Regions from separate parts of the Homo sapiens genome. Here all the other regions are linked to region 4. A link is a loop called in an ENCODE intact Hi-C map of the cell type or tissue named here. Cell type or tissue: GM12878. All regions are shown on one strand. Region 1 has its middle 18 kb from the start of IVL. Region 2 holds the start of SPRR1B (small proline rich protein 1B). Region 3 overlaps LOC101928009 (a long non-coding RNA gene). Region 4 overlaps LOC105371445 (a long non-coding RNA gene). Region 5 has its middle 18 kb from the start of LORICRIN. Region 6 holds the start of LINC00302 (long intergenic non-protein coding RNA 302). Region 7 has its middle 5.2 kb from the start of PRR9.

What was found. Peaks named below come from ENCODE experiments on the same cell type or tissue, not always from the same donor. Only the 100,000 strongest peaks of a DNase experiment are listed, where the experiment ranks them.
Region 1: a loop joins it to region 4, with 10 times the contacts of the local background. A loop is called at or near these places in 19 of 110 quality-filtered maps.
Region 2: a loop joins it to region 4, with 2.3 times the contacts of the local background. A loop is called at or near these places in 9 of 110 quality-filtered maps.
Region 3: a loop joins it to region 4, with 15 times the contacts of the local background. A loop is called at or near these places in 15 of 110 quality-filtered maps.
Region 5: a loop joins it to region 4, with 5 times the contacts of the local background. A loop is called at or near these places in 8 of 110 quality-filtered maps.
Region 6: a loop joins it to region 4, with 11 times the contacts of the local background. A loop is called at or near these places in 11 of 110 quality-filtered maps.
Region 7: it touches region 4 in a loop (8-fold over the local background); 53 of 110 quality-filtered maps call a loop at or near these places.

What each region holds. Positions count from the first base shown.
Region 1 is chr1:152,924,110-152,928,109 of GRCh38, reverse strand. No RefSeq gene overlaps it. Among named protein-coding and RNA genes, the nearest start is that of IVL, 18 kb to the right of the region's middle. RefSeq lists silencers at 1,735-1,814, 1,825-1,874. In GM12878, a CTCF peak has its summit at 1,810; no DNase peak of the experiment used is centred here.
Region 2 is chr1:153,030,936-153,034,935 of GRCh38, reverse strand. SPRR1B (small proline rich protein 1B) reads right to left here and starts at 3,733. Exons shown (of 2, transcript NM_003125.3): 1 at 3,689-3,733; 2 at 2,036-2,609. The coding sequence starts at 2,590. The coding sequence ends at 2,321. In GM12878, a CTCF peak has its summit at 1,845 (motif pointing right); DNase peaks (open chromatin) are centred at 2,078 and 2,640; H3K27me3 peaks cover 126 bases.
Region 3 is chr1:153,191,214-153,195,213 of GRCh38, reverse strand. It overlaps LOC101928009 (a long non-coding RNA gene), which reads right to left. Exons shown (of 3, transcript NR_110685.1): 3 at 3,538-4,000. It also overlaps a transcript of SPRR2G not described here. Among named protein-coding and RNA genes, the nearest start is that of LELP1, 10 kb to the left of the region's middle. In GM12878, a CTCF peak has its summit at 2,300; no DNase peak of the experiment used is centred here; H3K27me3 peaks cover 140 bases.
Region 4 is chr1:152,868,302-152,872,301 of GRCh38, reverse strand. It overlaps LOC105371445 (a long non-coding RNA gene), which reads left to right. Exons shown (of 4, transcript XR_922150.1): 2 at 98-231; 3 at 629-1,308; 4 at 2,909-2,972. Among named protein-coding and RNA genes, the nearest start is that of SMCP, 8.0 kb to the left of the region's middle. In GM12878, CTCF peaks have their summits at 728 (motif pointing left) and 2,288 (motif pointing left); a DNase peak (open chromatin) is centred at 2,311; H3K4me3 peaks cover 486 bases; H3K27ac peaks cover 538 bases.
Region 5 is chr1:153,276,134-153,280,133 of GRCh38, reverse strand. No RefSeq gene overlaps it. Among named protein-coding and RNA genes, the nearest start is that of LORICRIN, 18 kb to the right of the region's middle. In GM12878, a CTCF peak has its summit at 2,074; no DNase peak of the experiment used is centred here.
Region 6 is chr1:152,652,519-152,656,518 of GRCh38, reverse strand. LINC00302 (long intergenic non-protein coding RNA 302) reads right to left here and starts at 1,042. Exons shown (of 2, transcript NR_145430.1): 1 at 972-1,042; 2 at 1-208. It also overlaps the pseudogene LCEP3. In GM12878, a CTCF peak has its summit at 2,319 (motif pointing left); a DNase peak (open chromatin) is centred at 2,324.
Region 7 is chr1:153,220,791-153,224,790 of GRCh38, reverse strand. No RefSeq gene overlaps it. Among named protein-coding and RNA genes, the nearest start is that of PRR9, 5.2 kb to the right of the region's middle. In GM12878, a CTCF peak has its summit at 1,533 (motif pointing right); a DNase peak (open chromatin) is centred at 1,587.

The sequences.
Region 1 (4,000 bases), 56 kb before region 4:
CTTTGCTATTGTGAATAGTGCCGCAATAAACATACGTGTGCATGTGTCTTTATAGCAGCATGATTTATAGTCCTTTGGGTATATACCCAGTAACGGGACGTCTGGGTCAAATGGTATTTCTAGTTCTAGATCCCTGAGGAATCGCCATACTGACTTCCACAATGGTTGAACTAGTTTACAGTCCCACCAACAGTGTAAAAGTGTTCCTATTTCTCCACATCCTCTCCAGCATCTGTTGTTTCCTGACTTTTTAATGATTGCCATTCTAACTGGTGTGAGATGGTATCTCATTGTGGTTTTGATTTGCATTTCTCTGATGGCCAGTGATGATGAGCATTTTTTCATGTGTTTTTTGGCTGCATAAATGTCTTCTTTTGAGAAGTGTCTGTTCATGTCCTTTGCCCACTTTTTGATGGGGTTGTTTGTTTTTTTCTTGTAAATTTGTTTGAGTTCATTGTAGATTCTGGATATTAGCCCTTTTTCAGATGAGTAGGTTGCAAAAATTTTCTCCCATTTTGTAGAACCAAGGCAATTTTTGAGGCTCCTGTCTTCTCCCTTACCTGGGATCCTTATCAGAACCCAGCGAGGGGAGCAGGATACACATGTATATTATAAATGTATATTCTAAACTTAGTCAAGAAGAAACTAGTGTTTAGTAAGGTAGCTATGATCTACTTACTCATGACAAATGCAGATCTCTTTGCCATGTATTGTACATCATGGTTTTTCTGGAAAAGTGCATCAATTTAAAAAGTATGTTTTTGTCCATCTAAGCACATTCAACTCTGTTAGACCATAGATGCCCATGTGAGATCCAGAGGAGAGGGTCACTGTAGCCACATGGCCTCTTGCCAGAGGACTTTCTCCTGATGCCTGTCTCCCTAGCAGTGCTTCTGCCTCAGACCAGTCCTACTGCATTTTAACATGAACTTCATCCTGTTATCCCACTGCTGCCCCTCAGAGTTCTTGAACAATCTGGTGCTGCCCTGCTGTCCAGTAAGAGTAAGCATGAGGCTGGCAGGATCTGTCTTTCCACATGGGCTGGAAATCATCCACTTACTTGATTTTCAGCTCCCTTATGCCTATTGCAAAAGAATTATGGAAGGACGTAGTGGATACAAAATATTATCAAGGTCAGCCTGCATCTCTATTTTATCTCCCTTGGCTTCCTGAGCTCCAACAAACTAAACCATTAATTCCAGTCACACCCACAGTGTCCCTCCAACCCCATCTAGGCCTAACTCAGTTCCCTCTGGGGCTCTGCTCCATCTTCTTTTGGTATTCATCCCCCAGTACCTATTCTTCAAAGCCCAGTTCATATACCATCTCCTTCAGAAAGGTGCATGAGCGTACCCTAAGCCTCTGTGGGATTTCCCACCTCAGTGCCCAAAGCATTGTATAGGCATGAGCTCTGGATTTGGACAACTGGGTTTGAATTTCAGTGGCTAGCTGGGTGACCTTGACCAAGCAACTTGTCCTTCTGAACCTCAGTGTCCTTGTCTCTCAGATGAGGAGGATAATCATACCAAATCATGGCATTGTTGCACCAGAAAGTTGAGATCATGCATGTAAAGCCTTTGACACTGACTGACGTGTGGCAACACTCAATAAATGGGGCACAGTTATTGTTAGTAAAAGTACTTTATGCATTTGTTTCATATCCTTGCTCTGTCTGAATCCTTCAGGGCACAAATTTCCTTATTCATCACCGTTTTCTTGGAGGTGTCTCACGCAGACCCTGGATGCCCAAGCTTTGCATTTAGGAGCCTCCCTCAGGTGAAGCCCTTTTCTCTCGGTCCTGCAATTCTACATCACAGCCCTAGAGGGTAGCAAGAGATCACAGATACTTTGGAAGGCTAGCAGGCATCCTGAGTGCTCTTCCTCTTGGCTAGCTTTTACCAGTGGTGAGCCACCCATTATAGCTTCTTGCTCAAACTGTATTTTTATTCCTTTGTGCTAGGAACATCCCAAAAGCAACAAGCCAAAGCCTATCATTGTAGTCCTTTGGGGCAACCTCCTCATTTCCCCACAGACACAGTTTGCTTTAGCTGGTAAGTTAATCAAAATCAGTTAGGATTTCCTAGTACAGAATATGTGCCCTTTACTGGGTTTCATTTTAAGGGATTAAATGGGTTCAAGAATGCAAAATGCTTTGAAAAATTCCTAACACATAAGAAAGAAGCAAAGTCTGTTTTCATGGTCTAATTAGACATGAGTAAAAGGCACAGAGGAAAACAAAAGGAACTTCTGAAATCCCAAATATGCTGTGTGAACCACTGCTTTCATTTGCTGAGCCCCTTTCGTGTGCTAGACACTAACCTAAGTACTTTGCAAGTGTTATTTAATAACGAAACCAATGCTGAAAGGTCAATATTTTTGTCTGCATTTTAATAATGAAGAAACAGATCAGAGATATGATGTAGCCTGCCCAGGATCACATAGAATGTAAGCAGAAGAGCTGGGTTCAATCTCAAGTGTGTGACTCCAGCAGACATCCTTTTAACCTCCACAGCAGTGCCTCACCTGGTCAGCTTGTTTTGTTTGCTTATAAATTATTTATTATTTTTATTATTTCCGTTACCTAGCAGAATGGTCCAAATGTTGATTTCTGAGGCATAAGAGCCAATGTTGTCCTTCCTATGTGTGATATTGTGGCATTACCGTAACTTTTACTCCTGGACAGGACAGTCTGGAGGAGATTTTTAAATGCTTGGAACTAAACAGTAGCATAAATATTGCATATCAGAACTCACTAGATATACAGAAAAAGCAATAAAAGTAAGGAGAATTAAGACTTTAAAAGTTTATATAAAATATGAAAGGCTGAAAATTAATGATCTAATACAGGAAAGTGGAATTAAAAAATAAATGCTAAAGAAAGTATATGTAGGCCGGGCGCGGTGGCTCACGCCTGTAATCCCAGCACTTTGGGAGGCAGAGGCGGGCGGATCACGAGGTCAGGAGATCGAGACCATCCCGGCTAAAACGGTGAAACCCCGTCTCTACTAAAAATACAAAAAATTAGCCGGGCGTAGTGGCGGGCGCCTGTAGTCCCAGCTACTTGGGAGGCTGAGGCAGGAGAATGGCGTGAACCCGGGAGGTGGAGCTTGCAGTGAGCCGAGATCCCGCCACTGCACTCCAGCCTGGGCGACAGAGCGAGACTCCGTCTCAAAAAAAAAAAAAAAAAAAAAAGAAAGTATATGTAAGAAAATACTAAATATAAAATGAAAAATTAATAAAATAAAAGACAAAGATATATTATATGAATCGACTAAGCCAAACCGATTCTTTGAAAAGGTGAAAAAAATAGTCAAAATTAAAAATGTTGACCAAGATAAAAAAGAGAAAAAAGTTAATATGGAAAGTTAAAAAAGGGTTGTAACTATAATTAAAACAGAAATTACAAAAAGAACCGAATTTGTAATAAATCTCAGACTTAAATGAGAAAGAGAAAACATTAGGAAGATTAATCAGTTGCTGTTGAACTTTCTTACTGTAGAGAGACTTTATTCAAAAGGATTATTGCAAGGAGGGAAATGGACCATTGCAATAGGAAGACACTCTGATTATAAGGTCCATAAATATCTCCTGTCAAACTTTCTAGATGTCTACAGTCTAACATTTTTTATGCCCTTCCTCCTGTTTTCTCAGCTCACCATTTTACCCAGGCTGTAGCTATGGCAACCACCTATGCTGAGGAGTATCCCACAGCACCTCACTTCAGCTGCACTAGGTGTCTCTCACATCTGCCCCAGGGCTCTTGACAGCCAGGCTGTGGAACACTCACAGCCGACTACTCAGTCATGCTGGTGGAAGCACAGGGTGGAAACGTGAGGAGGTTAACATCCTCCAGACAACCACTGGTTACTAGACATAGGAGTACACAGAGAGCAAGCATTCTTTTCAGTATCTCCAGCAAACAGTTCTAATATATGTTCTAGATGGCCCTTGGAAACTTCAGGGTGCGGTTTAGCCTGTTATCCACAGGAATACACAGCTC
Region 2 (4,000 bases), 160 kb before region 4:
AAAAGGAGTTCCTTTCAGAGAACAGAATCAATACCTTAAAAGGAACTTCTACCACTTCTGGTATATTGGAGTGGGAAGAGTGTGGCTTCACAATGCCTGCCCAGTTGGATTTCAGAGTACTAAGGCCTAGTGGCTGCCATGTGTCACCATTATCTTCCTTTGAACATGGTAGTTTTGATTTAGCTCTCCTGTACCTGCATTGCCATTGGATGCTGGGTAACAGGAAGAAATGGCCCATTTGTTTGTTTCATAATTTGCTGAACAAAAGGAGCCATAGGAAAATGTAATGGAGAGAATTTCATGTCATCTAGAGATCCTAGATTTTGAGCTGATGGGGACCATAAGGCTTTTTTTCCTTACGGGATTGTGTTCTGCTTATGAGACAAAGGAGCAGATGGATATTTGAGAACAAGAAGGCTATTCTGTGGCTGAAGCTTGAGGAGCTCACCCAAATCTCTGTCTTCCTCTTATTTCTAAGCACAGCAGTAAACGACATTTCTTAACTTTGTGAGGTTGACAGGGCTATGTGACCAAGTTCTAGCCAAGTCCATAAGAACTGAGGGGATACATGCCATTTCTTGTTCCAAGTGGATAAGTGCAGGGACACCTTCTCTATATTCAGTCTATTTCCCTGTTCTTGTGCTTGGATTCATAAAGCACAGCACTCAGAGATAGTGAGACCATAGGAAGGAAGGACTGTGTGTCTTCATGACTATGTGGAACAAAGACTTTACAAACCCATATTGGACTTTTATATGAGTGGAAAGTAACTTTTACTTGATGGAGCCCCAACAATATAGGGGGTGTTGTTATAGCAGCTGACCTATGCTGACTAATAATCGCATGATTACAACACTTTTTTTTCTGCTTGGTTAATTGGTTAGGTGCTAGAGGCACTTATATTTGGATATGATGGTAGATTTTACCTACTAATTAAACAAAAAAACCCTTAGGGCAATACAACATTTAGGGCAAATATTTTTCATATAGGCTTTGTAATTTTAAATAATGCAATCAAGTAAAAATGCCGTGATCAAAAATATCACAATTTCTTGAGTTATACCAATGGCATGTAATTTTTTTATTATTTCATTTTGCATCCTAAGAAAAAGAATCTCTTTTATGCTACTGCAGAACAACTTGCTTTGTCTCCCAGTTACATACAAGAGCAACCTATTTTTCCATCAATATAAAAATATATGCATATATATATGAATACACTGTTGATAACTCTATCTTGTTTAATTTGACTTGAAACATGTTGATACTACAGGGAGAGGGGTGAGGGTGGGTTTTACAGTTCTCACTTCCATGGTTCCCACCTATGTGAAAGAAACAGTCTCCAAACTGGATCAGCTTTTGTGCATTACTCTGTGAGGACTCCAGATCTTGTGTGTGTGGTTGTATATGTGTGTATGTGTGTTTGAATGAGGGGTGGGGTAGGGAGTGAAGTATATCCCTCCAGGGCACTGTAAATGCCCCTGGCAAGCACCTTAAATCCCCTTTGTTCTGTTTCAGGTCCAGAGTTGGCACTCAGAAACTAGAAATGACTAACTGAGATAAAGAACGGAGTCTGTGCATCTTTGGAGGTGTTTGGAAATCTAGGTTGTAGATATCAGAGAAATGAGTGAGAAGGAGCAGGTTAGCATATGTAGGAACAACATTACTTGAAATAAACAGGAATTGGCTGGTAAGTTAGCAGTCTAAAAGCCAGATTTGGAGAGAAGGCAATCAGGATTAGTGAGTCAGAGTCAGCTTAGACAAGTGCTAACTAAACTCTAGCATGACTCACTGAGTTGCAAGAGGAGAGCCCTTTTCCAGCCCTGGATGCCCAAAGCAACAGCCTCTAGGTGGCATTACACAACCTCCCATAGGCAGCCCAGGAATGCTTGTGGGGGCAGCCCTTCACCCTCCTAATGTGAGCATCAGATGCCTTCTGGACAAAGCCCTTCTTCACCAACTCATCTCTGTGTACAGCTCCCGCTTCACGAGGGAAAGGAATGAAGTTGTAGAGTCAATGACACACAGTCAAGAGTGGAATTGAAAGTGAATTTAATGGGGGTATAAGGGAGCTGAATCATTTGCTTTCATCTTAAGTCTCTCTTCAGATGAATTCTGAGCAGCTGAAAACTAGCTCTGGTACTAAGACCTTCAGCTTCATTCAGAGACTCAGAGTGTGTAGGAAAGAAAGCTTCATAGCACATTCTTTTTTGGGGGAGACAGAATGCTAATTGCAAGGCAAATGGGACTCATACGCAGAATGGGATAGGGGATTCAGCATCTGGTGGCCGGCTCCTCAAGGGCATGGCTGTGGACCACATTACTTCTGCTTGGTCTTCTGCTGGGCTGGTGCTGGAGTGACTATTGAAGGGCAGGGCTCAGGCACCTTGGGGTGGCATGGCTCTGGAACCTTGGGCTGGCAGGGCTCGGGCACTTTGGGGTGGCAGGGCTCAGGCACCTTGGGGTGGCAGGGCTCCTTGGTTTTGGGGATGCATGGTTCCTGAGGTGGAGGCTGGCAAGGCTGTTTCACCTGCTGCTGCTGAAGCTGAGGGGGTGGGGTGCAAGGCTGCTTCTGCTGCTGGGAACTCATGCTGCAACAGTGACTGGTCCTGGACACAGAACAGATGATTTAAGCAGAGAATAATAGGGAAGAAGCCATGGTGAATACCACTTCTGGTCTCTTAAAAAGCTATGTTCTTTCCCCTTCTTGACCACAAAGAATACTTAATTTAATTTCTGAGCCTTTGAAGAAGAGGAACCTAAAGATGATTTGCTCTTGCTCCACTGGAGCAGGGCCTCTCCTGGTGCTCTCTTTCTTCCTACACAGCACAATAACAGGCTTCTAGCAGGAATATGAGACTCATAATACTGGACCATTGGAAATGTGAGGTTCTTTGGAAAAAAAAAACCCTAACAAATTAAATCTACTCACTCATTTCTGATAAATAGCATGGCTTATCATCTATTGTATAACTCTGACCTCTCTAGAACCCCAAGCAATCCCACCTGTGGCCTGGCTCAAGTTCTCCTCTGTCTTAAATGTTTTCCTTGTTCCTACTCATTCAAGCACTAACCAAACTCCACAGATCGCTTCATATGGGACTTTTAGTGGCTTCTCTAGAAAAAACCTTCCAGAAATCTCTCTATTCCCAAACTGTCACAGAACTTGCCCTAATCACCTGGCACTGATAAGTTACTGTTATACAATGCATTTTAGCTCTTATTTCCTGATTAAATTGTAGTATCATAGATGCTTAAATTATTTCTTTGCAAACAAATTGCCAAATATAGTAAGCTCTCACAAAAGTATCTGTTGAAAGAATAAAATTCTCTGTATTAAAATTATAAATAAGAAGGAATTATAATGCCAGGGTAAGTGCTGTGGACCTGGGTTCTAGTCATTATCCCATTACAAACTTACTATGGATCCTTGAATAAACCAACCCCCTTCTTGCTGACACAGAAAGAGTGAATGAAGAACTGATAATGTCTAAATTCTCTTCAAGCCTACAGTATGAACACTTTTAAAATGAAGATATTCCTAGAGGTTATAATTCAGTTGAACAGTCTGCATGGCTATGATCAAATTCAATAATGAGGGAAAAAAATACCAAGAATGCCAAGGAGACTCTAATAAAAATTAAATACCTAGAATGGATGCTAAAGAGTTCCAAGTAAAGAGACTCACCTGGTGTGAAGAGAGGAATACTCTGTATGGTCCCTTAGAACTGGTGTAGTGTTCCCAGCCAACTGGCTTTTTATGCATGGAACAAGCCCTGCCTCAAGGAAACAGGATCCATCTGGGCTGCTGTGCCTACATTCCTTACCTGTCAGATGTGATTCACCCCTCTTCCCTCACCCACCTGTTGACTCAACTTTTGTGATGAAACTTGTGGCACTTGCTGTCTGACAAGGATGTCACCTGGGCTTTATCCCCCTGAACACCCTTTGCTCCCAGGTGTAGTGTTTACAGGAAGGGTGGTGTGGGCTGAAAGAGAGA
Region 3 (4,000 bases), 320 kb before region 4:
CGTACTGCCTAGATGCTGCGGGGAAGGGAGGCTTCAGAAGAGCCTCTTTGGCTTTGGTGGTATTCCTGTTAGCATGGAGAGGAAGTCCACTTCTGCCAGCTGTGGGGTACAGAGCAGGGCTTGGGGACCCAGAAGGGGACTGGCAGGGGATCTGGCACTGCTGCAGCTGCTGCTAGGTCATCTTTCCTGTGTTGATGATACACTGCAAAAAACAGGAGATAAACTTTTATGCTTTAGTGACAGCAGTGGAGGAGCTTCCTCCTGAATGTTCACATGTGAGATATTCCCTCTCCTCTCCCTAATTCTCCATCCTTGGGGACTAAGACCTTCACTCCCACTCACTCACTGCCATGATCAAAGCCATGGTTGCCTCCATTGGAGCACAGCACTCAGCCAAGGGGAGTATCTCTGGGGCTGCACCAAGGAGCCGATGCCTGCCCATGTCTACTCCAAACTCAGAGGGCTGAGGCTGGTTACGGATGCTGCTGTCTGAGACAATCATTCTCACATTGCAATGATTCAGAAAAAAAGCAAAAAGTTTGGGAAGCACCAAGATAGAGTGCCTGTTAAAAAATGGAAAGTGGAGTAGGGGAGTTTTAGTCTGAGGAAGGAAAAGTTTGGAGGAGGGAGCACAAGCCTGCACATAATTCAAGGCTGTACCTTATGAAGACATGCTCCCAAAAGTTCCAGAGAGTGGGAGCAGCACGTGTGGGTGGAAGTGGCAGGAGGTAAGGAAGAAGTTGCTAACACCCTCTTCTCAGGCCAGTAGCAGCACTTCCTAAGTTTATCAACTGTCTGGCCCAGCAAGTGTTTAATGAAGTGCCAACTAATCTTTTGAAGGCCTTTTGGTGGAGAATAATTTGATGGGAGGCAGGACTAAATGACTTTTAGAATGTCATGCAAATTTTCCTGTGTTTTGATATATTCTATTAATAGTTATGCAGACATTTTGTCTTTTCTCCTATTATTGACTGTTTCTCTTCTTCATCTATGCTATTCCTAGTTACTTTAAAATCTGATCTCTCTTTTTTTTTCAGGAGGTTAATACATGTCAGTTTGACATTGTATCATTGAATCAGAATTGAACATCAGAAAGAGTAAAATTCCCAGGCCTTTTTTACCCTAGCCTGGGTACAAGCTCAAGATGATGCAGAAGGAGGAGCAAAGCATGGGATCCAAGAAAGTTAAGTTCCAGCTCAGGTCGAAGAGAATCATGTCTGTGATCTGTGTCTTTGGTTTCTTCATCTACAGCTGTCATCTTGTGGGCTGGAGCATGGTGGCCAGGAAGTGTGCAAGGGGCTCTGGTGTCCATGCAGCCCTCATAGACCTGAGGAGGTATGATTGCTCTAAGCCCCCAGTGGGGTTCCAGTTTGATAGCTGCCCTGGATGGAGATGTGGGAGTGAGAGAAAGGGATATGGAGGCAGGTCTAATTTACTCAGCAGCACCTCAGGTCTTTGGGACTTCCTGGTGTCTGAGAGGAGACAAGCAGAATGGACTTGCTGAGCTCCTCATCTCCAGGAAACAGTTCTTCTATAAGGATTCCTGGGCTGGGTGTTTAGCATCTTTCATATGCCCCCACCCCAATCCCACCATCTCTTTCGGAGACTTGAAATGAAATCGCTTAACATTAACTCACACCACCTCTAGCTCTGCTCTTTAGGATTAAATGAAGTTTAAAGTCATTGAGCCTCTCCCAGAGGCTAGACCCTGTGTGTGCATATGCATGCCTGTGTCCTCATGTGTGCATGTGTGTGCGTGTGAGTGTGTGTGCATGCACATGTTTGAGGGCAGCATAGGGAATGAAGATACAGAGCAACCTGGACAAATACTCTGCAGTCTAGGCAAGAGTGAGTGTGGTCACTGATGTTGAGGCACAGAGCTAAGTGTGGGGAAATATGGCTGAAGTTTGTTCAGCGTGCTGTGGAAATCCATTTGGATGATCGGTGGGGGTGAGTGGGTCACAGAAAACCTCCTGGGGAGCTGTCACCTCCAGGAATGATGTAGAGGGGATTCTGTCTCTTTCTAGGTCAATGCATATCGACCATCCTGTGGCAGTTTATCCAGTCTTTTGTCCTCTAGCTGCATTTGTTTATCTTATTGGATGTAAGAAAAGCTACATCCTTTTCTTCTCTTCACCACCAAGACTTCCTGGGCTGGTCAGCGGACAAGGAGAAGGTTTACCTAATCTCTCAAAATAAAGAAATGGAAACCTAGTCCTAGTGTGTGCCTCACAAAGGACGCACCTTGTGCTCCTTGCCAAGGCATAGCCCAGGTAGCTCTGATCTTTTGATACCACCAGTTCCCAGGTGGTGGTGCTAGAAACACATCAGTGGTTTGGGGCCGGACAGTGGATGATGGATGGGGGTTCTTACCTACACAGGCAGTAGTGTCAGCTTAAAGTTTATTTAAGAAATTCTGCCTGCTAAACTTAAACAAAAAGACTTTAAGCTGTGGAAATTGTAGAGAAAAATATATTCTACATACCTACAATGCAAAGAGCTTGAGAAAAATTTAGGCCCAGGAGAAGAGTTTAATAACAAGATTTAGAACAAGAACCAGAAGCTCTACTCTTTGTTTCAGTCTGAAATCAACCAGCAGGTACATTCCTGTGCACAGTGAAGGGACCCAGGAACCTATAATCTTGACTAGGCAAAAGGGAAGTGGGTGCAATTTGGGGGGACCTTCCCAATCCTACTATAAAATTAGTTCTTATCCTTTCTCTTCCATCTCCACTCTTGATTGTTCTTGAAATTTTTTATCCTTCAGGTATATTTTTCAATTGACTATGATGTGGTTTTGCCTCCATGGAAATAAGGGAGAGGCTATTGTGTGGCTGGTGGGAGGAGAACTGGGATATAATATGATTAGATTCAAACTTCCATAATCACTGAATATGATTAGCTCCCAAGGAAACTCCTGCCAGTTGCACTTAGGAACCCAAGGAAGAAACCCAGATAGGAACCCAGGAGACATCCTCTGCTCTGCCTTCTTCCTCAGCTTCCACAAGCCTGCACATAATTCAAGGCTGTCCCTTATGAAGACATACATTCAATACATCATCCCACATGCCCTCTGTGCCTAATAGAAGCCCTCGTCAGATCAGCCTAATGGTTCATGCAGCACATGTGTGTCCCCACTGCTGCAGGAGACAACCGAGGAGGCTTCTCTAGTGAGCCTCAGTGTCTTATTCTCTTTGTCTTCAGGTTTTATAAACTAGATGCTTTCTAGCTGTTGTTGTCAATGGTTGTTGAATAATGGTACAGAACTCAATTTAGCAGTGCTAAATTGGTTCTGATTAATGATTATTGAATTAAAGGTCAGAACTTAATTTAGCTGGATAGTTAAACAACAGGCATAAATAAAACCCACAAGTAAGCTGAGACCAAGGAGAATGTCCTCAACCCTTTGAGACTTGTGCTACTGTGGTGTGTTGTGCTCTGAGACCCTGGAGACCTGGCCTACAATCATGCCCTAGACCAGTGGTTGTCAAAGTGTGGTGTGGGAACCTTGGGGTCCCTGAGATGCATTCAGTAGGGTCAGTGAGATCAAAACAATTTTAATCATAATGCTGACATTATTTGACTTTTTTACTCATATTTTTTCATTAGTCTATGGTAGAATTTTCCGGAGAGTAGATGATATGCAATGACATCATCACTCTGCCAGCTAGTGCAATATCTACTTATGTAAAATGTGTTATTTTCTAGTTTTAATTTTTAATACAAGAAATATCAATAGATGTAAATCACATGAATAAAATCTACTTAGGGTCCTTAATAATCTTAAGTGTGTAAATTATTTTCAAGGCCAAGTAGTGTGAGAACTGCTGCAGTAATAACTGTCTCTGGGGTCCATCCCCAACAGACTGGGCTCTGTGCAGAGCCAGGCTCACAATTCTGGTCCCAGATGCTGAGCACTCACACATCTATGAACCTTGCAGGGCCTGTCACATGCTCATCCCTCCTGCAGCCCTGACACTGATGGCTCCTTTGTGTACTC
Region 4 (4,000 bases):
TCTCTGCTGAGGCACCTTTGTGTTCATTATGGGCAATTGCAACATTCTCAATATTGTAAGAAGACTGACCTGACTAACAAACTTTGCTGTTTTACAGAACTGTCACTGAATAATCTAAGGAAAAACAAAGGTGCTTGCTTTCAGGCAAGCCTCCTGGCTGCTCTCCTTGCCTGCTCTGATTGCTGTCCCTAAGTCGTGCATATATTCTCGAGCCATCCCTGGGCCCATCTAGTGAGTTATTTACCTCTGGGGCTAGTCGCCACCAAGATCCGAACAAGCACAGGGCCATCTCGGGTCCTCAATATTCTGAACAATCTGTAAATAATTTCTGAATTTGCATTAGCTTCTTGTGGTCTGTAAAAAGCCTGAAATAGAGTAGCTAGGTGACCAGCAGTACTTCCTGTGTCCCACCAGGTGAACTGGAACCAAAATTAAAGCTGCGGGCTTCAACTAAGCCCTAAACTGTCCTCCTTTGGGATCTGGGAGTAGGTCCTCCCTGCCATGCTTCTGCTTTCAAGAGGTTGAAGTATCACAGCCTTTTCCTAACTACACTCTACATCTTGGATCCCAACTTCAATTAGAAATAACTATTCCTGGAGGTAACTGTGGTCCTCTTTTTTCTCCTCAGGCATGATCAAGGTGATCAATATAAGAATACCCATCAAGGTGATAAGTATAAGAATCTTCAGGTAATTCCTGACTGCACATCGCTGCTGCAGTCTGGGTGAAGGCTTGGCTTTGCTGCCTCCTGGTGGAAAACACAGCCATCCGTAACAGTCCTGAAGCATGAGCAATGACTCCTCTTTAGTTGATTTATCTTACATATGAATTCCAAAAGTCTCCATGGTACTGTGTATGTGCGAGTGAGTGTGTGTGTGTGTGTGTGCGCGCGCGCGAGATAATCAGCGTGTCAGTTACCAATTTATTATCTCTCAGCTCCAAACACACCCTTCGATTTGTGCTCTGGGACAAACAATGTAATCCCTCGAATCCTTTCTCCATTAAAGTGAGAACAATGCTAAACTTTCTCCATAGGGGGCGCTGGAGGGACACTGCAGTTGGAAGAGGCAGGTAGTGGGGAGTGTGTGGCAGTCCGGTGGTGCCCGCCACAAGGGCCCAGAACGAGATCCCTCTGCCTCCTTGCAGCCTTGGTGTGAGGATGACCTTTTCACAGCCTTCTCATCCTGAAACCAAAGCCCCTCCATGGCCTCAGCTGCCCATATCAGCTGTATGGAGGTGGGGGAGGGGCAGTCCACACAGAGCTGCGGCCCCCTTTGCAAGCCTGCTTGCTGCCCATGTACTCTGAAGGTAAGCCTGGACTCCCACTGCATATCCAAGCCACATGGTTCCCAATGTCGGCCTTGCCCTGCATTGGGAAGGTGACCTATTGTTTGCCCCCTATTGGAGGGTTTAACTCCAGACCCACCCCATCTAGCTAAGCCAGAGCACTTCTCTGCTGACTGGTAGCTAAACCGCACTTTTCCCAATAGGTAAGAGCCCCTTCTACTTTTGTCCTTCTTTGGGTACCCTCCCTGAGCTTTTTTCTTATGTCTTATAGTTTAGTCTTTCTTTTATTAATTGTTACTAATTCTTATATTAAATTCCCTCTGTCTAACTTACTCCATCACTTCTGTCTCCTGATTTGACTTGCTGCTACAGTGGAATAACTTAGACTCAAAGCTTAGTTCTATAATTTACCAGCTCTGCGTCTTTGAACACATTTCTTAACTTCAGATTCTTGGTCTATAAAAAGAGGATGGACACAGTACTTTTCTACGCAGTCGGTGTGAGGATTAAATGAGATAGAACACATTAAGCTCCTCGAAGAGTGCTGGTACAGAGTTTGCCAGCAGTTACATAGGACCAATTCGGGACAGAGACAGAAAGAAAGGGAGGAAAGATAAACGGTCAGAAAAGAAAAATAAGCCAAGAAAATGCCAGAGAGAACAAAAGGTAGCAAGAAATGTGAACATAGACACATGAAGCAAAATCCAAGAAATCGATAGGCAATAAGATTAATAAGATTATTAGGCAAGAGATTCATCGGTCTTCTAATTTATTGAAAATAAACATTTTATACAGTACTTTACAACTTAGGAAAAAATTCAAATATATTACCTTATTTAACCTTCAAAATAGATCAACTTAGTGTCTCTTGTCTTTGTTGATGTTGTTTCCATTTTCAAATGTCTAAGATGAGGCTCGTAGAGGTGTTCCAAGCCACACTGCTGGCTTGTAGATTGGAGGGCCTCATCTCCCCGTGGATCCTGTGGTCTTCCCGCGATTGCCCTCTTGTGGTCTGGTGTGTAACAACACCTCATACTATGCAAACCATGTTGTTGGCCCCAAGCCCTGCAGAGGGTTTAGCTCTAGTAATTGTTGCTCTGTTTTCATTTAAGCCAACTTTGGTCCCCAAAGAAGACTCTGCATGACACGGGAAGGTGTCCACCATGACTCAAAGTAGTATTTCTAATTATCGTCCCAACTTTTAAAATTTTCTTTTTTTGTTTTCTGTTATATTGTACTTAAAATTTATATAGTAATATGTGCAGATAATTCATTAATAAATAAAAGTATACACATTGCTTACTAATAGAGGCTTGAATAACATTGCTCTAGAACTACATTTCCCAAAGTTATTTGAACACAATATATGTCATATTTTAAATTTAATAATGAAATAATACATTTAACTTTGTTCGAGAAATACAGATAACGGCCCCTTTGTATTATGGTTGAGAAAAAAATGCAAAGGTCTCACAAATTTATTTTCTCAGTAACACATCAAAGCAGAATACATGTGTGTAGTAAAGTTAATCATATTTACTAACGTTGAATAGTATCTCAAGTATATGCTGATATTGAAAAATAAGATAAATTGCATTGATGAGTTTTTCCCTTCCATTAGACACTATACATCAAGGCAAGGATGAACCAGAAACTCTGCATGCGAATTCATGCCCAAGTTACAGGTGATGTATTCCCAGGTCAGATAATTTGTCAGTGACTTTCTGGCCTTCTCTGATTAGGCATGTTGTTTTCTTAAATGCAGATTGTATGCTAAGAATAAAATTAGTATGTGTTATTTTTATCACAATGATGCTTATATTGTTTACAACATTTGTGAAGATAATTATCACTTGTAATTATTATTTTCACAGAACACCTATTAACAAAGCATGGAATCTCTAATAGTCTCTGAGAGCCTTCAAATACTTTAACAACTGCAACCATTTGTCTAATAGCAACTTACATTGAGACCACTATACATAAAACAGATAAGAGCTTATTTATTTATTTAAATTTATCTTTTACATTAAAATTTATATCAATTAGTTAATTAAGAAAAATTGGGTTATTTTGATGAACATACAAAACTCAATTCATGAAATGCAGATGATAGTTGTAGTATTATTAATTAGTCTCTGCATCCACTGTTTTTCTGTATTTTTTCTTTCTGGTTGGGCAGTACTGGTAAAATAATAGTTACTTTGCACATGGTCCTTGGGGCCTTTGCTTGGAGCTGTCCGGATTGTGCAGTCCACAACTCAGGGAGCACCAGTCACAGCACCAGCTGTTAGACAGTTGTCAGGATTTGTTTCTTGCTTTGTTTTGGTTTTCAACAGCTTACTTTACAATTTTGGCATATTTTTCTATTAGATTAACCTCAATATTTGAAAAAATAGTTATAAAGGATTTGGAGACAATCAGCAGAAATGTCTAAGAACTGTTCACATTCCTTGACTGAAAAGTGTTTAATGACAAAATAATTTTTAAAAAACAACTATGTCAGATAATGTAAGTGTTGAATAGAGAACTATTTGATATGCTATGACTTGACAAGATATATGACATTATATAAAGCAATGTAATGTATTACTGGCACATCTATAATGTGAGACAATCCTTGATGCTATTCTTAACATTTTAAGATTCCTCAGTCCTTGACTGGAACCTTTTAAAAGCAATCCAGCCACAGCCAGTAGGAATGGAGGTGGTG
Region 5 (4,000 bases), 410 kb before region 4:
CCAGAAGGAAACTGGGAATCTCTGCTGGGGGCTCCTTGAAGCAGAATTGCCTTTTTCTGTGGAAAATGACTTCCTAGTTTTGTCCTCCACCCCTTCTCTCTGCATCTCCCCATTCTTCCTCTACCATAATGGGCTTTTCGTCAAGTTTAAGGTGATGACCTCAGTTAAAATAAGCAATAATAAAGATAGAAACAAACATAAACTTAGTGTCCTTGGATAGATTGGCTGATCTCTCTGAACCTGAGTTTCTTAATCTGTATCTATAAGATGGTTGCTGTAGGAAACTCTGTTTCCACAGTGATGGAGTTACAATCTTTGAAGTCATATGAATTGTTTGTTTTGCTTCTCTTAATATTTTGGTATTTTCTTAGAAGACTAAGTAACTTAAGAAAGGTGACAACTCTCGCCCACTTTTTGATGGGGTTGTTTGTTTTTTTCTTGTAAATTTGTTTGAGTTCATTGTAGATTCTGGATATTAGCCCTTTGTCAGATGAGTAGGTTGCGAAAATTTTCTCCCATGTTGTAGGTTGCCTGTTCACTCTGATGGTAGTTTCTTTTGCTGTGCAGAAGCTCTTTAGTTTAATTAGATCCCATTTGTCAATTTTGGCTTTTGTTGCCATTGTTTTTGGTGTTTTGGACATGAAGTCCTTGCCCACGCCTATGTCCTGAATGGTAATGCCTAGGTTTTCTTCTAGGGTTTTTATGGTTTTAGGTCTAACGTTTAAATCTTTAATCCATCTTGAATTGATTTTTGTATAAGGTGTAAGGAAGGGATCCAGTTTCAGCTTTCTACATATGGCTAGCCAGTTTTCCCAGCACCATTTATTAAATAGGGAATCCTTCTCAAAAGAAGACATTTATGCAGCCAAAAAACACATGAAGAAATGCTCATCATCACTGGCCATCAGAGAAATGCAAATCAAAACCACTATGAGATATCATCTCACACCAGTTAGAATGGCAATCATTAAAAAGTCAGGAAACAACAGGTGCTGGAGAGGATGTGGAGAAATAGGAACACTTTTACACTGTTGGTGGGACTGTAAACTAGTTCAACCATTGTGGAAGTCAGTGTGGTGATTCCTCAGGGATCTAGAACTAGAAATACCATTTGACCCAGCTATCCCATTACTGGGTATATACCCAAAGGACTATAAATCATGCTGCTATAAAGACACATGCACACGTATGTTTATTGCGGCACTATTCACAATAGCAAAGACTTGGAACCAACCCAAATGTCCAACAATGATAGACTGGATTAAGAAAATGTGGCACATATACACCATGGAATACTATGCAGCCATAAAAAATGATGAGTTCATGTCCTTTGTAGGGACATGGATGAAATTGGAAACCATCATTCTCAGTAAACTATCGCAAGAACAAAAAACCAAACACCGCATATTCTCACTCATAGGTGGGAATTGAACAATGAGATCACTTGGACACAGGAAGGGGAATATCACACTCTGGGGACTGTGGTGGGGTCGGGGGAGGGGGGAGGGATAGCATTGGGAGATATACCTAATGCTAGATGACACATTAGTGGGTGCAGCGCACCAGCATGGCACATGTATACATATGTAACTAACCTGCACAATGTGCACATGTACACTAAAACTTAGAGTATAATAAAAAAAAAAATTAAAAAAACAAAACAAAACAAAAAACCAAAAAAAAAAAAAAAAAAAAAAGAAAGGTGACAACTCTCAATGAATGCCAGCGGGGAGCCCAAGGTGGCCTAATTGCTAAGGGCATGGGACAGGGTCTGCAAACTCAAGCCTGTCTGACTTTAAAGCCAGGGCACTTTCCTCTAGCCCAGGCTATTTATTTGCTGCTAATGTCCATGAGGGATACAGGGACACTCTATCCCTTTTTTGTGTGTGGAAATTATGACTAAACCCAGGGAGCCCCTGTCAGAAAATAATGAATACCCACAAGGCTACCAGTTCAACACTGCAACTGAGTAAGACAAATACCAGCTAGAGTGGAAGGGAACAGCAAACTTTCAGGTCGCAGAGGCTCCAGTGTCAGACAGGAGGTGCAGTGCTGCTCTTCACCAGCAGGGAGCAGGTGAAGTCTGCCTTTGGCCACGTGTGGTATGCAGGTGGCACCTGAACACTGCATCAGAGACTTTCAGATAGGTTGAGACTATGAAGCAACAACAATGACTTCCATTCATCTAGACAGGGATTTGTAGCTGTGAGCTCCACAGTGGCTGTGTGATGTGGGCTTTACAACTTTCATTTCATGGAGGCTCAGATAGGTTGGATGATCTGTTCAAGGTTAAACCTTGGAGACCCTGGGTCCCCAACCCAGTTCTTTTACTCCACGTCTTGGGCTGTTTCTGGCATATCACACTGGCTCTTTGGTAGATCTGACAATTAAAAAAAATTTTTAATAAAGACATTGCCACATACTTACTTCTACCTCCTATTTAACTGCCATCCACCAAAGGATTTTCCATGTTATTTAACAAGGAACTCACCACCTCCAAATGCTTTCTTTAGTAACAGAGGGAACAGCTTTGAAGGGAACTGTTGAGTGCTGCTTTTCATAGGTCTGGCCACATAATTCAGGGAAGTCTTTCATTTGTTCATTTATCAAATTTATGCTAGTTATTTGCTAAGTAGTCACAAAGTCCATGTATTAGTCTGCTCATTTGCCATAACAAAATACCATAGACAGGTTGCTCTAACAGCAGATATCTGTTTTCTTACAGTTCTGGAGGATAGACAGTCCGAGATCAGGGAGCCAGCATGATTGGGTTCTGGTGAGGGGCTCTCTTTCTGGTTTGCAGATGGCTGCCTTCTCACTGTATTGAGAGAGAGAGAGAGAGAGAGAGAGAGAGAGCAGGCAAGATCAAGTTCTGGTGTTTCTTCTTATCAGAGCAGTAATCCCATCAGATCAGGGTACCATCCTCATGACCTCATCTAACCCTAATTACCTCCCAAAGCCTTCATCTCCAAATACAATCAAAGTGGTGGTTAGGGTGTCAACATATGAATCTTGAGGGGGACATAATTCAGTCCACTGCAGTGTATATGCCAATTAGTATAGGGTTATTAATATATCCGTACTTCCCTCTATTGTAGAAATTTTAACTTTTTCCCCATATTAGTTTGGACATCTTCCTCTATGCTGTTGGTTGGAAGTTGAATTAGTCAAGATAGGCCTTGCTAGCTGCCATTGTCCTCTGTCAACCTAAATAACAGCTGCAGAGAGGCTTTCTAAAAGAAAATAATATTTATTTGGGAATAGGGCATTGCAATGAAAATATGTGTGCGTATTCAGGGAAGTAAAGGAAGACAAAGGTTTTCAAAGAAAAAATGAGGATGATTACATAATTGTTTTCAGATCATTATCCTTGGCTTCAAGGATTAATAATAAGGGTGATGCCAGTCCAAGGCTGGGCAGATGTCCTCAGCAGAAGTATTTTTTGTATAAGGTTGCAATGGCCTTTGTACAAGTCCTGGTTTTTGCAGTCTTTCATGATTGTTTTTGTTATCAGGCATTTATGCATGAGAACCTTCTTTTTAGGGGCTTCCCTGACTCTGTTAGGGATTTTTAATTTTTATTTTTATCAAGATCTTTCTCCAAAAGCGCCACTAATTAGTCATCCTGTAGTTAGCTTTTGATGTCCATTGGTGCCAAAAAAGGCCTGTCCTGGATTACTGATATCATCCCATATTGGAAGGAGTGAATGGTGGCTAGAAGTCAGTATCAAAACTTTTTAAGCCACATTTGAGCAACAAGGGAGTTCTGAAGGGAGTGGCCCTCAGGCTAAGTCTACCTGGAATCCATTATTAAGTTCAATTTCATCTGTTTTGTAGTCTTTTGCTATCATCTCAAAGTGCTGGAGCAGCATTATTCTGTTAAGAGTTGTACTTCTGCAAAAATTTAACACGTAGCAGACACAAAGTTTAAAAAGGGAAAATACCCAAATAAAATCAACGTTAATATGACAATCTCAGTTTGCATAATGGTTTTGAGCCAT
Region 6 (4,000 bases), 220 kb after region 4:
CAACATCAGCTGAAGCCACAGCAGCCCCAAAGCTAGGCCCACAGCAGTCCCAGAGCTAGGCCCACAGCAGGAAGAGACTTGAACAGGGCACCTTAGGAGGGCTCTTAGGGGGACATTTTGGGGGGCACTTGGTAGTGGGCCCTTTAAGAGGAGGCTGGCACAGCTGCTGGGTTTGCTGGCAGGACATCTTTGTGGGAGTTCAGTCAACCTAAAAGCCAATAGAGGTGTTTTATAGACTTGTTAAATCTTAGATCATTGTTTCCTCCTTTGGAATCTACCCTGGGGCTGCTGACATATTGAACAAATCATAACCCCCCACCCTCCCCCACACACACACAGTCAAGCCAAAGCCTCCATCTTGTTCATTTCTCTGTCTCTAAGATATGGCACAGTTCTTGTCACATAGATGATGTCCAATAAATGTAGATTTCCCCCTGAAATGGAAGCACCACAAGAGCAGGGATTATCCTCCCCTCTTTTGCATACTTCTATATTCCAATGTCTAGAATAACACCAGGTAATTAGTAGGAGCTCAATAAATAGCTGGTGATATAGGAATAATATATGAATGAATAAATAAAGGAGAAAAGAAAGGTAGCCAAGAAGGGAGGGAGGAAGAGATTGGGGAAGGGAAGGAGGGAGGGAATTATATCTGAGGTAGAGGAAAGGATACCAGTTGGCATTTCATGGTAATATTGGGTATTGCCATTTTCTCTGTGTGCCTCTGCCATCTTCTCTAAGCATCTAGAAATGGATCTATGAGATGTGAATAGCGTGGAATAATCCCTCCCCAGCCAGCTGACTCAGTTGCCAGAAGCCAGATATTGGCAAGAATTTGGATTGGCTAATCCCTCTAATTCCCAGGGACTCTTAATTCCCAGGCTGGATCTTCCTAGGCCAACATCTCTCCTCCTATTACCCTCTTTTTTCCTGTCTTTCCTTTCCCCCTGTGATTTTCAACAGCTACTTACCCTTTCAGTTGTGCTCTGTCTAGGTTCCAAAAGATCCACTCACCCTGGTCAGACCCAGGTGTGGAGCAGGCAGTCCCCAGGGTGTCAGGGCAGATGAGAAGCGGGGTCCTGACACACATTTTATAGGCAGGCACTCGCCTGACTGGGCCTTAGTGAGCCATGGTTCTGGGTGGAGCAGGAAGTGGTTCCTCCCATACTGGGGCATCTGCAGGGTAATTCCTGACATTTCCCTCCCTGTCTCTTCAATCCATCCTTCCCAGGGAGATACTGAGTTACTCTTCTGAAGCTAGAGAACGAAATCTCATCAAAGTATATTATTTCCTAGGCTGGGACTCCATAAAGCGGCATAGGATTCCTGACCCTTGAGACAAGAATCTGGTTTCTCAAGACTCTATGGTCCTGTTCCTTCTTGGAAATAAATAAATAAGTTTCCTTTCTTCCTAATTCAGTCTGTGATCCAGCTTCTCACTCTCTTTCTCTTTTCAAAAACATATATTAACTGTAACTTTTTAAAGAGGATTCTTTTTTTAAATGTTTTTTCAAAATAAGGGATCCTATTGCATTCATTGAATGTCGGTGTTCTCCCTGTCTATCAAAGTTCTTCTGTAAGAACTGGATACTTACACTCTTTCCCTTCACAAAGTCTTCCCAATTTTAAGAAACTATGTTTTACTCTTACATTTTACTTAAACATTTGACATTTCAATGACTTTCTGCTAGCAAGAAATAGTATAAATATCTACGATTTCTTAAAACGTCAGGTACAATTGCTTTTGAACTATATAGACCTATTTTCACTTTATAAGTCACATTTTTCTGCCAGTAAAATTGTTACAAGTTCGCAAAATGAAATAAGTACATTATTATTTCAGGATATTCTTTTTGTCCATCAGTTCCTCCATGTTAACCTATTAGAGATTTGTATCAGTCTGTGTCCATTCAGGAAAACAGAAACACTCCTTATTTTGACAGAAACAATAAGCATTGGATTAAACAGGTGTTAGAGGATTGAAAAGGCAAATATGGAGAATTCTAGCATCACGCGGAACAGCTATTGCCACACTAAGGATAGGGAACAAGGGAAAGGAGATGGACTTCTTGAAACCTAGGAATTTAGAGGAGAGACCTGCAGAGCGAGAACCCAAGCTTCTGAGGTGGGACACTGGCTAGTGGGGCCGGTGCTTCTGAGGAAAGGAGAAGAGGATAGTTCTGGAAGTGTGGAGAAAACTGGGAACAGGAACCAACTGCTGCTGCCAGATTAAAAAAAAAAAAAAAAAAAATCTATAGGGTGACACTTACAGGCCTTTCTTTCTCTCCTGACTTCTGCGTCTCTTGCGCCCCCTAGTGACAAAACCTAATAGAGGACTGCCCGCGAAGTAGAACCACGGTTGCAAAGCCCAGGCCAGCATCACGAAGTAGAGCCCAGAAGGGTAGGTTTGGAGCTGACAGACAAGAGTTTATCAGTCCACAGAGAGCTGCTGGGGTAGATGGAGAAAATAGAGAAGCATGTTTCAAGCAGGGATGCGTGCATGATTCCACACTTTAAAAGTGCAACTAAAGTCAGTAAATGCAGAGTAAGTAGATCTATATGACTCCAGTTGAGGGTTTGCATTGCTGAAAAATGGAAGGAGGAAGACTATATTTAAAAGCCAAGTTGTAGTCAGCAGATGAAGTTGAAAATTAGGAGAAAATTTTTTATTTAATTGACTTCCTTCTATCAGTAGCAAGGAGACAGTGCAAGCTTTTGTGCAAGGCTCAAAGTGTTTAGGGTCCAACAGCAGACTGGGAATTTAAAAAAAAGTCCTCTAGCTCTGGCTTTGCCTGCATTTTCATTTGTGACTTGGGATCAGTCATTTCACCTCTGTGAGCATCAGTTTCTCTGTCTAAGGTCCATCTGACTTTAAAAATGTAATGGCAATATAATGAAAGCAGTTTTATGTTTTTTTTTAAAGTGCTTATCTGTAGCTCAAGCAAGGAGAAGAAGCACGATTATTCTCATATATTTTCTTTTTTAAGAGATATTGTTATGTCACCTAGGCTGGTCTCAAACTCCTGGTCTCAAGCAATCCTCCCACCTCAGCCTCCTGAGTAGCTGGGACTACAGGCACATACCACCACGCCTGGCTCTAATAGATTTTAAAATGTCTTTTGATAACAAAAAATTTCATAAAATTCTAGTGTCAGTCAAAATGAAGAAAAAGAAAAAATAACCTAAACTTGTGAGTTCCAGTTCAAGAAGGCTGACTGAACACATGCTGCAGACTTTTGCTAATTACTGTTTAGTGGAATAAGAATATTCTCTTTGATTACAGGTTTTCAGAGGTCTGTATTGAGAACGGTATTAAAGTTTGTTAAATTTTTTTCTACATCTATTGAGATGATCTTTTTGTTTTTTCTTTAATCTGTAAATGCACTGATTATATTGGTAGATTTTCTAATTACAAAACATACCTTCCCTTGCAAACTTTCCTCATTAGATAAGATGAAATAGTTATTGAGAGACCAGTTCTCCTAACTAACATAACTATAAAACTCAGATTAAACCAGAAATTGTGTTTTGGAAGGCAGCAGAGAAGTGCTGCAGCAGTGTGAACTGGAGGAGCTAAGACTCCAGGGAGAGGAGCTGACTTCTGCAACCACTTTTAATCCTGAGAGTATTTGTCAATTCTGGGCAGGTAAAACACTAAGAATCCAGATTTTAAGCATGGAAAGAACATAGCTGGGAGACAAAGAAATCAACTGAGCCTGTAGCAGAGACATGGGGGCCCTCAAGTGCACACCTAGTTTTCCCCTAAGGTATTTGACAAGTTCAGGGATATGTAGGACAATAAGCTAAAACCTAAGTGGGAAGTCTCTAGAACGCTGCAAAGCTTTTTATGGTTGATGAGACTAAGATTAGAGTTCAGGAATATATCTGTTAACTATGGCCTCAATTATAGTGCACAACGACAACGTAATAAACAAAATGCATAGAACAATTATTTATTTAGCTTGTGAGAGTGCAGGTCTTCAGGGTGATGGAGGTCAAA
Region 7 (4,000 bases), 350 kb before region 4:
GTATCTCTTTGAGGTTTTCATTTGCATTTCTCTGATGAATAATGAGAGGTTGAACACCGTTTTTATATGTTTATTGGTGAGGCTGAAATATTTTTATTACCAGGATGTGCAACATAAAAACTTTTAGGACTTGGGAATTGTAGGATATTTTCTCTAATTGCTTAGACTAGTTTTTTCTTAGACCATTGTAAGGAAAAGGAAGTTCCATCTTCTGGTGCTGGGACAGAAAAGGGGAGCATATGAAAGGGAGGTGAGGACCTCCGCTTTTCATCTTTGCCAGAGTCTGCTCCGGGTTTGACAAGAAGCGTGTTCTGTACCCAACAGCCAGTTTTCTCCTGCCTTGCTGTGATGTTCCCCAACCCTGGGGCGGACATCCCTTCAGGGACTGGCTGACAAAGGCTATTTTACTGTATTCAGAGAGAAGCAAAATCTTGTGGTAACCTATAAGCAATTCAAGTGCAAGAGTAGGTGATAATTAAAGATTAAAAGCATTGCATCCACACTTCCTATAATCTCAGCTACTTATTTGGTCTCTGCTTGCATATTTCATGGATGGTGGGATCACTACTTCATGAGCAGCTCATTTCATTTGCTGGGCCATTTTATTCCTGATATGAGCAGAATCTGCTTTTCTGTGCCCAGAACTCACTGATCCATGCTATTCTCCTTGGGATCACAAAGAATATATCCACTGCCTCTCTCTTTGACATTTGACAGGCCTGAAGACAGCCACTGTGTGTCTCTAAGTCTCCTCATCTCTGGATGAAACGCCCCCTTCCTTCAGCCACAGCTCATGTGACAAGGTGCCCAGAGACCTCGCTCTTTTTCTCACATTAATTTGGATGAACTAAAAGTTGGCCAGGGTCTACCTTCAAATGCAGCATCCGAGTTAAGGCTCCAGGGGCAGTCTGACCTGCAGTACTCCCTGTACCTGCTGTTCTCTTTGCGCTGATACTTACCCCGATCCCACATGGATGGCTCCTCCTATTGTTCATGTCGCTACTCCGACATCCCCATCTCAGATCGGCCTTTCCACGCTACCCGAGCTAAAGAGCACCCCTCTTCTCTGGTCTCTCCTCACCACTTTGTTTCATTTTCTTCATTTTCACTTTCTTATTTATGCATTTGCTGAGTTGCTTTTTGTCTGTCTTCCTTCTCATGTGAGCTCTGGGAGGCAGGGATTCTGTGTATCTGGTTCGCTGCTGTAACTCCAGTGCTTGGCTCATAGGAGATTCTGTGTCACTTACTCTCACATAGGAGAAATTTGTTTTAAGGGAACAATAGAAGTGGTGGAGTCTAGATTTGAATTCCAGAAGTCTGATTCCTGAGCCTATGTCCTGAACCATTATTCGTGTTGCTCCCACCCTATAAATAGTGTAACTCTGTCTTGCACATATAGCCTTCCTCTGACTCTGTTAGATGCTGCATCTCTGTACTCTTGTCTTCTCCACATGGAGCACTGACGGCCGGAGTGTGTGCGGCCATCTCCAACTCAGGCCAGACTGGGTGTGATTAGTAGAAGGCCAAGTGCCTCTATGGCCAGCAGGTGGTGCTGTTGGGAAGAGAAGAGAAACGGTCCCCAGCGGCTTCTAAAGGAGGAAAGACAGGTTATGAGGCTGGCTTGGGAACCGGGTGATGAGGGAGGTTGAGTTGAGAAGGCCCTGCCAGCTGGCCACTTATTTTCTTTCAACCATTTTCAGATGTGAGGCAGGTGTCCGTAGGAGAGAAGGAGAGCAGGAGTGGACAAGTCCAGATCTGCTGTCGAATAGGGGTGGTGGCCCCCACGATACCACTTCTCCTGGTCAAGACCTGCCAGTTCATGCTGAAACAGGCCTAGGCTGGGAACCTGCTCATTGATCTAGTATTTGATCACCCCTCACCAGCCCCTGCTGCCCCCACCCCTGCTCATGGAGAATGTGGCTATGGAGGGGGCAGGCAGTGGGAACTAGGCCTCCTGGGTTTACAGTTTTCCAGAAAAATCCCTTGGGCTATAAGTTCCTCCAGCATGGAGGGCCTCATCTGCTTTCCCTCTGTGCTCCCCCACCTGGAACAAAGCATCATGTCTTATACACACAGGTGCTTAGGGCAACCAACCATCCCAGTTTGTCGGGGACTGAGGGAGTTCCCAGGATTCAGAACTTTCAGTGCTAAAATTGGGACAGTTCCAGGCAAATCAAGATGAGCTGGTTACCCTATCAATAAAAGAGATTGTCCAGGTGGTCTAGAAGCCAGCACCCCGCTTTGTCTCTGCTCAGGGGGCATGCTGGTGGCCAGCCGTACAGGTGTCTCAGACCTCACTGTGATGGGCCCTGTGAAGTCAGGCAAGAACACAGCCAGCCCCAGGAGCTGTCATCTGGGCTCTCATGCTGACAGGAGACATGTGTCATTCAAATACAGGCAGCTGGTAGAGGGCTGCAGACCCCTGCGGCCACTGCAGCACAGAGCCCAAGCTGCAGTACTTAGGAGCTAGGCTGAAACCATGGAGGGCTTCCTGGAGGTCAGGTTGAAACCCCTGGTTTGGCTGAGACAAACAGGGGAGAGTCCTGGGTGGGAGAGAGGAAGGTGAAGGCAGAAAGGAATCTGCGATGGGTTGTCAGGTGGAAGAACAGGCGGATCACTTTGGTACAGAAGAGAAAGGGTATCTGGATGGTAAATAAATGAGATGTAAAAGGGAGCGAGCACACTAAACCCAGCTGGGAAGAACGAGATTAGAAAGCAGTGAGGAATTACTGTAGGGTGCTTCTCAGGGCTGAAGCATTTGTGGGTCCAAAAACATTAAGAAAACCCCAAATCTGGGGGAGCCTCTTCCCATGACTTACCTGTCTTCCTCCTTTCTTTTAGTTTCAAGCCATGGTCACACATTCTGCTGGTCCCCAGAAGTTTGGGCCCCCCGAAGAGCCTCCCAGCAGTGTTCTGGAAGCCAGGGAAACTTCCTGTCTCCTGAGCTTGCGGTCAGGTCTTCTGAATCTCCCTTCGTGGGAGGCTCCCTGCCCCTGGGTCCCATTTCCACGTACAAGTTACAGTTAGAGGAGTCACAGTATTTGATGGATTGGGAGGAGCTGGTTGTCATCTACTGGCTTGCAAACCTCCAGTTCATGGGACACAGTGCATCTAAAGGCAGCTCCTGTCGCAGTCCAATAGATCTCATTATAAGAAAGTTCTTAAACTGAGCCCAATTTCATGATTTCTGCCCATGGGTCCTAACTTTGTTCTTTGGCACTTCACAAAAATCTCACTCCTCCCTCATAAAAGCACTTAAAATATTTGAGTTCAGCTGTCCCACTCCCTTGGGTATTTTCTTTTGTAGACTAAATATTTTTCAACTCTTCCTGATGTGAAAGTCTTTCAGGCCACTGCTCTGCTTGCCCACCTCCTGGCACTGTCGCAGGTTTCCAGAGTCTGGCTTGGCATAGTAGTTTCTCCATAAATATTTTGAGTGATTGAGTGAATCCACAGCTCCTCCTGTGAATTCCTGTCTGTTTGTATTTTTTCCTCTTGGCATATGGGGCCCACAGATCCACTATTGTCTCATGTTGAGTTAACTGTTAGCTAGAACCCCTAACATCCAGGGCTTTCCTTGGTAAGGCCCCTCCCTACTTCCTGAAAGGCTCAGCACAGAAGCGGCAGCTGGGGAAGTCTGAATGCTGTGTCCTAGCTGTCCCTGTGGCCTCTGTGGCTGTGGACCTGGTCTGTGTCTTAAGAGACCAGGCTGCAGCAGCAGTGGCCCAGGCAGTGGCTGGGGCAGACCTCTGTGAGGATGAGGAGGTGTGGAGGTTCCTATGACAGAGCTAGATGAAGGCCTGCTGGCTGCTTGGCGTTTGCTCTCCTATCTGCAATCTGCAGACTTGTCCCCTTCCTAACCGTAGAGGCCTCCCCTGTAATCAGCAGATTTCCCCTCTCTCTGATAAGTCTGGACTCTCCCTGTTCATTAGCCTCGTGCTTCCTTTAATGCCTGGGTGTCTGATCTTGGACTCCAATCTGTGCATGCCTTTGATGCTGG